Linked DNA regions of Homo sapiens: region 1 is linked to region 2. Evidence: read pairs that join two places in POLR2A ChIA-PET (ENCODE). Cell type or tissue: PC-3. All regions are shown on one strand. Each heading gives the region's core, and the rest is flanking DNA. Links, peaks and the distances in the headings are about the cores only. Region 1 has its middle 30 kb from the start of LINC02057. Region 2 has its middle 33 kb from the start of LINC02057.

The links. ChIA-PET counts read pairs that join two places held together with the same protein. Peaks named below come from ENCODE experiments on the same cell type or tissue, not always from the same donor. Only the 100,000 strongest peaks of a DNase experiment are listed, where the experiment ranks them.
Region 1: POLR2A ChIA-PET joins it to region 2 with 9 read pairs; 2 of 35 experiments call an interaction of 5 or more read pairs at or near these places.

Annotation. Positions count from the first base shown.
Region 1 is chr5:61,232,542-61,237,926 of GRCh38, forward strand. No RefSeq gene overlaps it. Among named protein-coding and RNA genes, the nearest start is that of LINC02057, 30 kb to the right of the region's middle. In PC-3, for the core only: no CTCF peak of the experiment used is centred there; no DNase peak of the experiment used is centred there.
Region 2 is chr5:61,295,690-61,301,074 of GRCh38, forward strand. No RefSeq gene overlaps it. Among named protein-coding and RNA genes, the nearest start is that of LINC02057, 33 kb to the left of the region's middle. In PC-3, for the core only: no CTCF peak of the experiment used is centred there; a DNase peak (open chromatin) is centred at 3,092; H3K4me3 peaks cover 673 bases; H3K27ac peaks cover 1,704 bases.

The sequences.
Region 1 (5,385 bases), core at 91-5,090, 63 kb before region 2:
CCAAAACTAAGATGATTTTTTTTTTCTGGTTTGTCTCTTGGGAGTATATTTTAAGACTAAGCTCGTGGGTTTTTTTCAGGTTTTATAATGAAACCTTTAGGCTTGTGAGTCACATGACTGACCACTACTTTTGCCGTAGTTTTGGACAAAAACCACAGACCCTACAAGCCCCACTGGGATTAGGGATTTTTGTTTTGATTTCTCAACAAAGCAGTTTGGACAAATCTGAGAGATTTTTCCAGACTCAGCAGAGATCTGTGTGAAACTCAGCATCTTCCTTGGATGCTTCAGCTAGCTTCCGTGGGTTTGGATGGACCCAGTGCTTAAAATGGAACTCTAAAAGCATAAAACCACATGAGCCAAAAATATTTTCCAAAATGAGTTTAACTAAGCTGAAGCTGCTGGGATGTGTGCCCTCTCTGTGCAGACAAGCAAATGTGTCCCTTCCAACTTGATCTCCAACTTGCCTTCAAGCACATAGCATTTGCAGTGTCACCTGCTGAGTAGAGCTATCCCTTAGAACCGAACTCAGGCCTCTTTAGACACTCATCAGAGGTGACAGCATGTTTCTAAACACTCAATAATTTAAGTTGGGCAAGAAATCCACCTCACCATTTATTTTTATTTTGTTCATCTGAATAACAAAGTGCCCATATGGTGGTATCACTTGAGAAGAGCTGACAAATAAACATAATCATCCTTCGAGCCAGTGGTTCTCAAACAGCAGGCCTGGTGATGGCGGGGCTGCTTCAACACCGCTTGGGGCTCTGGTTACAAATACAGATTCCCAGGCAGCCCCGCCAAATCAGAATTTCTGGGTGGGAGCCCAAGAATCTTTATTTTTAATGAGTTTCTCAGATGATTGTACACATCCAAGTTTAGGAAACACTTTTGTGTTTAAAAAACACCTCTGCTTCTGGCTGAGATGGAGTTACAGGGACTGGGTTTATCCTCCTGCCTGACACAACTGAAAAACTGGGCAAAGTGTGTGAAAGAATGGTTTTCAGACCAGGGACATCAAAAGCCCAGCGTGGTGATCTCTGCGAGGGGAACAAATGAGGTGGACTGTAGGATATTACCCCAGCTCACTGTCTGTGGAGTTTCTGGGCTGCAACACAGAGCATGGTGACCTCCCTGAGTCCAGGGGATAGAGCTGGGAGTCCTGGAAGCCACAGTGGCTAAAGGAGAGCTGGACACCGCTTGCTCTATGACAAAATCTCTTTATCAAAACAGATGATTAGGCCTGGCGTGGTGGCTCATGCCAGTAATCCCAGCATTTTGGGAGGCTGAGGCAGGTGGATCACTTGAGCCCAGGAGTTCGAGACCAGTCTGGGAAATGTAGTGAAACCCAGTCTCTACAAAAATTAGCGGGGCATGGTGGCATGAGCCTGTAATCCCAGCTGCTTAGGTGGGTGAGGTAGAAGGATTGCTTGAACCTGGGAGGTCGTGGCTGCAGTGAGCTGAGATCATACCATTGCACTCCATCCTGGGCGACAGAGATGATTAGAAGGCAATTGTATTTTACTCTCCAAAAGATTTGTCTTCGCTTCATAGAAGAGTCATCCCACGGTAGGGGCCTGGCTGCTGAATTACTGGAGGCCTGTCCTTCCAATATTCTGTGGGAATATTCTGTGGCTTTGGGAGAGGTGTGAGAGGTATGCAGCTGCTAACATGGACGAAGGCCAAGCAAAGAACAAGTTTACTACATGCCCTTGTCTGTGTTTTTAAGATAGAGATATTGACATATTGAGATGTGCAGAATATTTCTGTGGGAAACATAACAAAGTGTTGTGTTAGTTACCTCTGAGGAAAAGGCCTGAGTGCCTGGGATGTAGTGAAAGATTATTTTTACTGTATACTTTCTGTACTGTTTAAATATCTTACAATGCACATGTATTTCTTTTTCAACAAAAAAGCTAGTTAAAATAAAATATTAAAATAAATAAATCGCCTTAAGGATTTCATTAAATTTTTAATAAATTTTCATTTCATTTCCACAAACTCACTCATTATATAACTCTAGGAAATATCTACAATGTAAAGCAATTGTTATAATACGCACCTATGTGATAATTTATTCTATATGTCATTCACAATTTAGTTTATCTTTTATTCATCTGGCATACATAAAACTACACAAAAAATGACAACACATTTCATTGTTATTGTGTTTCAAATTGTTCAAAGGACAGGTTTTTGTCTTTGTTGCCTATTCATTTCCAAAATATGAGTTTAAAAGTGTTTAATTGTTTTGGGGATCTGGCCCAGTCTTACACAATGCCCAGCATCAATTATCTGGCTGTTACATACACATTCCTGTTGTCTCTGAAATCTACAAAATTATTCTATTTGAGACACTTAAGTGTCAGAAAAATAAGATATTTCTAAGGCCTTCTTTGTCTCTATGTCCAGGTTGATTTAAGATAAAGAAAAGCTTCTGGGTGGAATAAATGTTCATGCCTCAGGCCATGGGCAGCACCCCAACATGCTAACACTGAGACCCAGGGTGAGGGCAGCTCTTCCTAAGGGGACACTGTACCGCACTTGCCACTGTGTTTCGTGTTCTTTTCTTAAAGTCAGCATACACATGTTTTTGTTGTTAGGCAAAAAAGATGAGCTCTATGAATCATCTAAAACTTTCGCTTGTTCAGACAACAAAGATTTTTGAAGCTTAAAGAGTTAAGAGGCCCAAAGAATAGGTTTAACCAAAGAACCAAAGTCAAATAAAACGATTCTGGGAATCTAAATAACAGAAATCATTTCCATTCTTCCAAGCTGCTGATATACCATCATACCTTCTCTATTCATGGATTCCCACTACCAGGACAAATAAAGCAAGTTCCTTCTCTCCTAAATTCTTTCTCAAAAACATTGGGAAAGGGAGGAAAATAGGGATATGCTTGTGTTTGCTTGTATCGGCAAAAATCCCGGGATGATACACAAGAAGCTAACGATGTGCTTACCTGCAGGGAGAGGGGGTTGGGGAAGGGGCTGGGCCGGAGCAGATGGGGACAGACTTCTCAACATATACATTTTTATATTGTGTTGATATTCCCCATGTTAATGCATCGCCTAGTTTTATTTTTATTTTTTAAAGACAAGTTCTGTCACCTAGGTTCTAGTGCAGTGGCACGATCCATAGCTCACTGCAGCCTCAAACTCCTAAGCTCCAGTGATCCTCCCACCTTAGCCTCCCAAACAGCTAGGACTACAGTCATGTACCACCGTGCTTGGCTAAATTTTTTATTTTTTGTAGAGACAGGGTCTCTCTATGTAGCCCAGGCTTATCTCAAATTCCTGGCCTCAAGCAGTCCTCCTACCTCAGCCTCCCAAAGTGCTGGGATTACGGGCGTGACTCATTGTGCCATTTTTAAAATTAAAGTTAAAAAATATTTCTCAAAGTTTATCTCTTTTCATAAAACCTTTATATAATATGCCTGTGCCTGGGTCAAATGGATTGAAGTTGCACAAACTGACTAAAAACAACAGGCAGCTGGAGCCTAACCCTGCCTCCCTCCTCTAGTTATCAATTTGAATGAAAAGGGATCTCAAGAAATTGTCATTTCTTATGCAGCCAACAGACACATGAAAAAATGTTCATCATCACTGGTCATCAGAGAAATGCAAATCAAAACCACAGTGAGATACCATCTCACACCAGTTAGAATGGCGATCATTAAAAAGTCAGGAAACAACAGATGCTGGAAAGGATGTGGAGAAATAGGAACACTTTCACACTGTTGGTGGGAGTGTAAACTAGTTCAACCATTGTGGAAGACAGTGTGGCGATTCCTCAAGGATCTAGAACTAGAAATACCATTTGACTCAGCCATCCCATTACTGGGTACATACCCAAAGGATTATAAATCATTCTACTGTAAAGACACATGCACACGTATGTTTATTGCGGCACTATTCACAATAGCAAAGACTTGGAACCGACCCAAATGTCCAACAATGATAGACTGGATTAAGAAAATGTGGCACATATACACCATGGAACACTATGCAGCCAATAAAAAAGAAGGAGTTCATGTCCTTTGCAGGGACATGGATGAAGCTGGAAACCATCATTCTGAGCAAACTATCACAAGGACAGAAAACCAAACACAGCATGTTCTCACTCATAGGTGGGAATTGAACAATGAGAATGCTGGGACCCAGGGTGGGGAACATCACACACTGGGGTCTGTCGTGGGGTGGGGGCATGGGGGAGGGATAGCATTAGGAGATATACATAATGTAAATGACAAGTTAATCGGTGCAGCAAACAAACACGGCACATGTATACATATGTAACAAACCTGCACATTGTGCACATGTACCCTAGAACTTAAAGTATAATAAATAAATAAATAAATAAATAAATAAATAAATAAATACCAGACACCAATTTAAAAAAAGAAATTGTCTAATTGATTTCTTTTGGCTGCCCCTTTTCACAATCTTATGTCAGATGAATCTATAGGTTCTTAGAACATTTTGAAAACTAAGAGGCAAAATTTTACTTTGTGTAGTTTTTCCTTTTACAGGCATTTTGGGCACTTCACTACAGAATAACCTGTGTACACATTAGGAAAACAGAGGTGAACTAAACAAAGAGGAGCTAAAAAGTCTAAGAGATTGTGTGTGTGTGTGTGTGTGTGTGTGTGTGTGTGTGCAGAGGCTGGGGGACATTGGGAGAGGGTAAAGAAGGACTGGAGGTATTTCCCAGTGTAAACATTAGAGGTTTAATTTTTGCAAAGCAGCTTTTCTGGTGAAATATTGCTGACTGAATTTGGAAGTTGATGATATAATTCAGTTGTCCTCTGGGCATTGTGGGTACCCTATTATTTTCTTGGTTGAAATGCTTTCTCCCCATCTCAGAATAGTAGAGAAAAACTGAATAATTTCATATTGCACACTTTCCCTGTTGGGGAATAATTTAAGCACTACCATATGTCTTCTTATTTTGTCCTTCTACTGTCTCTCATGAACCACTGGGCTTTGAAAATACACATAGAAAACAAACACAAAGAAACACTAGAGAAGTGTGTGCGTGCGTGTGTGTGTGTGTGTGTGTGTGTGTGTGTTTAAAATCACTCTGGTGATTCCTCAATCACTGGGCCATGGTAATTATCCAGGAAGGTGTTTGAAGATATGCTCCACTGAAGGGGAGTTATAACAACCTTTAGAAACTGTTTAAGCCCCAGGAACTAAAATCAGCCTGATAGTGGCTGCACACGATAGGAAGAAATCATCATTGAAATTAGACCCAAGGAAGAGCACATGAAGTGTGTTTGCCATCAGCCACGAGCATCAGAACACTTCAGGCCCCGGTAGCAGGCGTTTTACCTGCGATGAATAGCTTGCTCTGAGGCACTCCTGTTGAGTTGGTGTCTCTTT
Region 2 (5,385 bases), core at 119-5,118:
ACTATTGGCTAACATTGAGGTGACCATATGTATCCAGTTGTAGCAAAAATACATCTTACATATTGATCAGAAGACAAAAACCACATATATCTCCATATACCAAAATTAACAGCAAGTTTCTTCAATTCTCTGAAACTTGCTTCTTTGGCCCAGTGTTCTTAATTTGTTAATTTATCAAGAAATTATAAAATTTGAAAGTGGGCCTCAAACACAAAATTGCTGAAAAATGCTGGCTTAAACAGCCACTTGAGCAATGCTCCTTTCACAAAGCTGTCCTCCCACTGTCTGTAGAGTTAGGAGCTGACCCCTCCATGCTCTTGTAGAACCAGTAACAGACTTTAGTCATAGCCCTGATTGCCAGCCACCAAATGGCTTGCTTGCAGGTCTGCTTCCCTGAGACTGCTGAGCTCTTTAGGGTCAGGGCTGCATATACTCATCTTTGTGTCTCTAACCCATAGCCCATACTTGGCCCCTCCAAGAAATACAGTAAGCATAGTGCCTGGGCTCACAGTGCTTTTTAGGGGCCCAAGAAAATGTTTTCCTTTGTTTTGTTTTCATGTGTGTGTGTGGGTGGTTTTTGTGTGTGTGTGTGAGACAGGGTCTCTATCTGTTGTCCACGTTGGAGCACAGTAGTCCAGTCTCAGCTCACAGCAGCCTTGACCTCCTCAGCTAAGGCAATCCTCCTACCTCAGCCTCCTGAGTAGCTGGGACTACAGGTGTGCATCACCACCCCTAGCTAAAGAAAATGTTTTAATTTATTTTAAAATCAAAAGAAAAAAATGAACTGTCAGGACAGAAGAAAATGTTTCAATTTTTCCTCGCATTAGAAAAAAATGAAATTTTTAGGACCCACAAAATCTATTAAGCTATTTTAATTTTTCTAATGGAGGAAGGGGCCCAAGAAGGCAAAGGTCCTAGGACCCACAAAAGTCACAGTATGGTCCTGGTGTTGAAGGAATAAGTAAACAAACAAATGAGTATGTAATAGCTGTTTAAAATGCACTGCAAATGATAAAGTACCATGGAAACATGGCTGGTTATTAAAAGCTGACAATTTTATTGCTGTTTTAGACTTCTCCTGCCCTTTAGGACATTATGCTCCAAGGAGTTTACATTTTTTTAATTGAAAAATTTTCTTAGTCATATCTATATTTTCTTCCTCTGACATAAAATCTTCCAGTGACTTTTTATGAAGATATTTGGGTGTTGATAGGAAGAGGGCAGTTAATGCACATAATATGAAGTCTCCACTAGCCAGAAGACACATCCTGATAGCTCAGTATTCCAAACTTAAAATGAACCCACTGCATGAAAGCTCAATTCCTACAGAAGGTAGACCAAGGGAACTGTTTTTGTTTTGTTTTGGTTGTTTTTTTTTTTCATTTTTGAGACAGAGTCTTGCTCTGTTGCCCAGGCTGGAGTGCAGTGGCGTGCTCTCTGAGTGCAGTGGCACAGTCTTGGCTCACTGCAACCTCCGCCTCTCAGGTTCAAGCTATTCTCCTGCCTCAGCCTCCCAAATAGTAGCTGGGATTATAGGCATGCACCACCATTAATGGATTTTTTTTTTTCAGAGTCTTACTCTGTCACCCAGGCTGGAGTGCAGTGGCACAATCTTGGCAGAGACGGGGTTTCACCATGTTGGCCAGGCTGGTTTTGAACTCCTGACCTCAGGTGATCCACACGCCTTGGTCTCCCGAAGTGCTGGGATTACAGGCATGAGCCACTGTGCCCAGCTGGGGACTGTTATTTTTTTACAAAAAAGGGATCTATAAGCCTTAACTGTCATGTGTGTATTATTAACACTCTGCAGCCATGGTTCTCCTCTGAAAAAAAAAAAAAAAAAAAGAACTAGAGCATTTCTGAGGGGATCTGGTGCTATAGTCTATCCTTTGAGTTGATTGATGACAAATGAATCCTCGCACCTTCTGTTTTGGAAAATACAAATGCTGGGGATGCTCCAGCTCAGGAGATCTTCCAAGGGATTTTGAGGCTGTTCTGACCTGGACAATGCTAGAGGAGAGGATACCCTGGGCTTCCTCACTTTACCAAAGAGAATCCAGGCACATCCTTTTCTGGCAGTCTTGAAGGGCCTAACTATCTAAGAAAGAATCTTCACTCCCTGAAATGATTCTCAGTGGAATTCTTTAAAATATGAGTTATCATAGTACATTAAAACATGAGAGTACAAAATGACAACAAGTGTGGACTTAAGGAAAGGATTTATTTTTCCTTTTCTTTCTCTTCTATGTTTTCTATATGTGGCTAGAGTGGTCTTACATAAATAAATGAACAAGACAATTTATGGAGCCCCAAGCCCTGCTCGAAGCATGCTATATATGTTATTTCCTTTAAGGAGAGAAATTAAATGTGATTTCCAAAAGTTGTTTTGTGGAATAATTGAGGAAGACATTATTGTTCTACCTGCAACATTAGGATGAAAGCACAGTGAGCTATAATAGAAAACCTGCCACGTTATTTCCTTCCTGTTTCAATTCTTGACTTGTATGTTCCTAGGCCAGACTTCCTGGAGGTGAGCAGCCAGAGTGGACAGCGAGAGCAGCAAAGGGTAACTACCACCTTGTGAGTGCCTCCAGGCAAGCTGCATTCTAGGCATCTTTTATCACGAACAAATATCATGATGGCCAACTTTTGGGGAAAGCTCCTGTATGCCATTTATTATTCCAGGTGCTTTTATGTTTATTCACTGATGTAATCTTCCCAGTACACTAATATAGTAGGTCCTATTATTATCACTCTCACTTTAGAAGTGAGGACACTTGCTCAGAGAGAAGGTCAGTATCTTGGTCAAGACCATCCAACTAGTAAGGCATATACAAGTCTGGAACCCTGGAACCGAAACCCCAACCCCAGGGTTATGGAGCATAATATAAGGCTCACAACAATTCTAAGAAGTAGAGTTTTTCATTATCCCCATTTGACTTGAGGGGAACATGAGATTTAGACTGGCTAAGTAACTTTCTCAAGGTTATCTCGTTAGTAAATAGCAGTGCTGGGAAGTTTACCCAAGCAGCAGGCCACTGAGTCAATGTGTTGAATCATTTCAACACACAGAGTCTCCACATTCAGAATGGCACCTGCAGCCTGTTTGCTGAAAACGGATACAGTAGTGACAGAGAGCCTGGAGAGCAGAGAAAGGAGAGGAAATGATGCATGTGGGACAGGGCCGGGAACAGAGAAGAGGCTCTGCGGAAGACAGGAGAAAGGGAAAGGGGAACGGCGCTGTGCTTTGTGGAGCAATAGTGGAGATAGTGCAGCTTTCCAGGACACAAGGAGAGAAAACAAATCAGAAAATGGGTAAGGCAGAGAGATTTAACAGAAGCTTGGGGCTAGGGGAGAAGGCACTGGAAGGGGAAAGAAGGAGAAGGTGAACAAATGATAGAGGCTACAGTACAAATGTCTGGGTGAGTCCCATACCACCAGCTTATGGAAGGCCAGCGTTGGGTGGGTGAGGTGAGAGCTCACCATGCACCCAGATATCCTGCTGTTGCGTGCAGAAGACCACACACTGCAGCACCAGGCAGCCCTCTCTTCATGAGGGTCACACACATGTGAGGATTGTAAGACGAGGCCCTTGGGGCTCTGTTCACAACAAAAACATTGTACGAGCCTTTTACACATGACTCAGTGTGTATTGTGTGTCTGACTGAAAAAAGATCAGCTTTACCTACAAGTGCTAACGTGTTGGCCGAGTTGAAAGGAGTGCACAATTACATAAGAAATAAAAATACCAGGGGAGCAAGCAGTTTACCACCTTGTATGGGACACGCTGAATCTCCAGAGGAAAAGTGCCAGGTGACTCCTTTGCCAACTGTGAGAATAGCTGTGGTTGGAACTGGGTGTTTTGTTTTGTTTTGTTTTGTTTTTACCCCAGTGTTTGGCACAGAGTCCTGAACACCAAGTGAGGCCCCTGAACCCTGCTTGACACCAGATTGCATTTTCTAATGTCATTCCTGTTTCACTTCATTTGAGAAGGACTGGATAACAACAAAAGAAAAAGCGAAAGAGTAATTAAATTTTGTTGTATGGGAAAAGTTTATGTGCTAAGCCTGCAAAAAATAGAGTGTAATGTTTAAAAGTAAGGATTCTACGACTAGACATAGGTTGAAGCCTTAGCTCCATCATGTCTCAGCTGTGGGGCCTTTGGCTAGTTACTCAAAGTCTCTGAGTCTTAATTTTTTTCATCTATAAAATGGGCATGACAATAGTACCAACTCAGAAAGTTCATGTGAGAACATGTGAGAGAATGTAGGCAAATAGCTTGGCTTAGAACCCGGCACATGGTGCCCAGCCAGTGTTGGCTAGTATTATCTTTAAAACGGGAAAGATCCCTTCCCCCAGTTTGCTCAAGGGAGGTGATATGGTTTGGCTGTGTCCCCACCCAAATCTCATCTTGAATTCCCACATGTTGTGGGAGGGACTTGGTGGGAGGTAATTGAATCATGGGGGTAGGTCTTTCCTGTGCTGTTCTCATGATAGTACATAAGTTGCATGAGAGCTGATGGTTCTATAAGGGGAGCTTTCCTGCACAAACTCTTTCTTTGCCTGCTGCCATCCATCTAAGATGTGACTTGCCTCTCCTTGTCTTCCACCATGATTGTGAGGCTTTCCCAGTCACATGGAACTGTAAGTCCATTAAACCTCTTTCTTTTGTAAATTGACCAGTTTCGGGTATGTCTTTATCAGCAGCACAAAAACAGCTAAGGAGGATAAGGCTGAAACAAAAGGTTGGCAAGGTGGAAGCTCTTTGAAAAGCACTTATTAATATCTGTTTTATACTGTATGCAGTGTGGCATAGTAAAAACTATATTAGATGAGGAATTAGAAGATGTGGATTCTGGTCTCTGGACCCTCATTTTTTCATCATTTAATAAGGGGGCTAAATTAAGCCCCATTTAATATTCCTTTCAGCTCTGGCATCTGTGACTCCAGTGCCCATTCATTCCCTTGCCTACCTGCAGCAGGAAGGCCGGAGAATCTCCCATTCCCTGCTGGCCTCCCAGAGATCTAGCTGATAGACTTAAAAAAGAAAAGAAAGAAACCACTCACACATACCTGGGAATATATCCCAGGTACTTTAAGTGAAAAAAAAAGATAAGTTGAAGTACTATGTGTAATTCTAATATATAAACATTCCATAATATTTTTGGAAATATAGATTTGGTAGAAACTATCTCTTAGGCAGGATTGAAGGAAATTTTACTTTAGATCTTACACATTTCTATATTGTTTGAATCTCATACTGTGAGCAAGTTTCATTTGATAATCAAGATAATAATAAAGATGTAAAAAATAAAGTTAAAACATGTTCATTATAGAAAATTTGGAAGAAAAAAGAGAAACATCACTTACAGTCCATCCCAACTT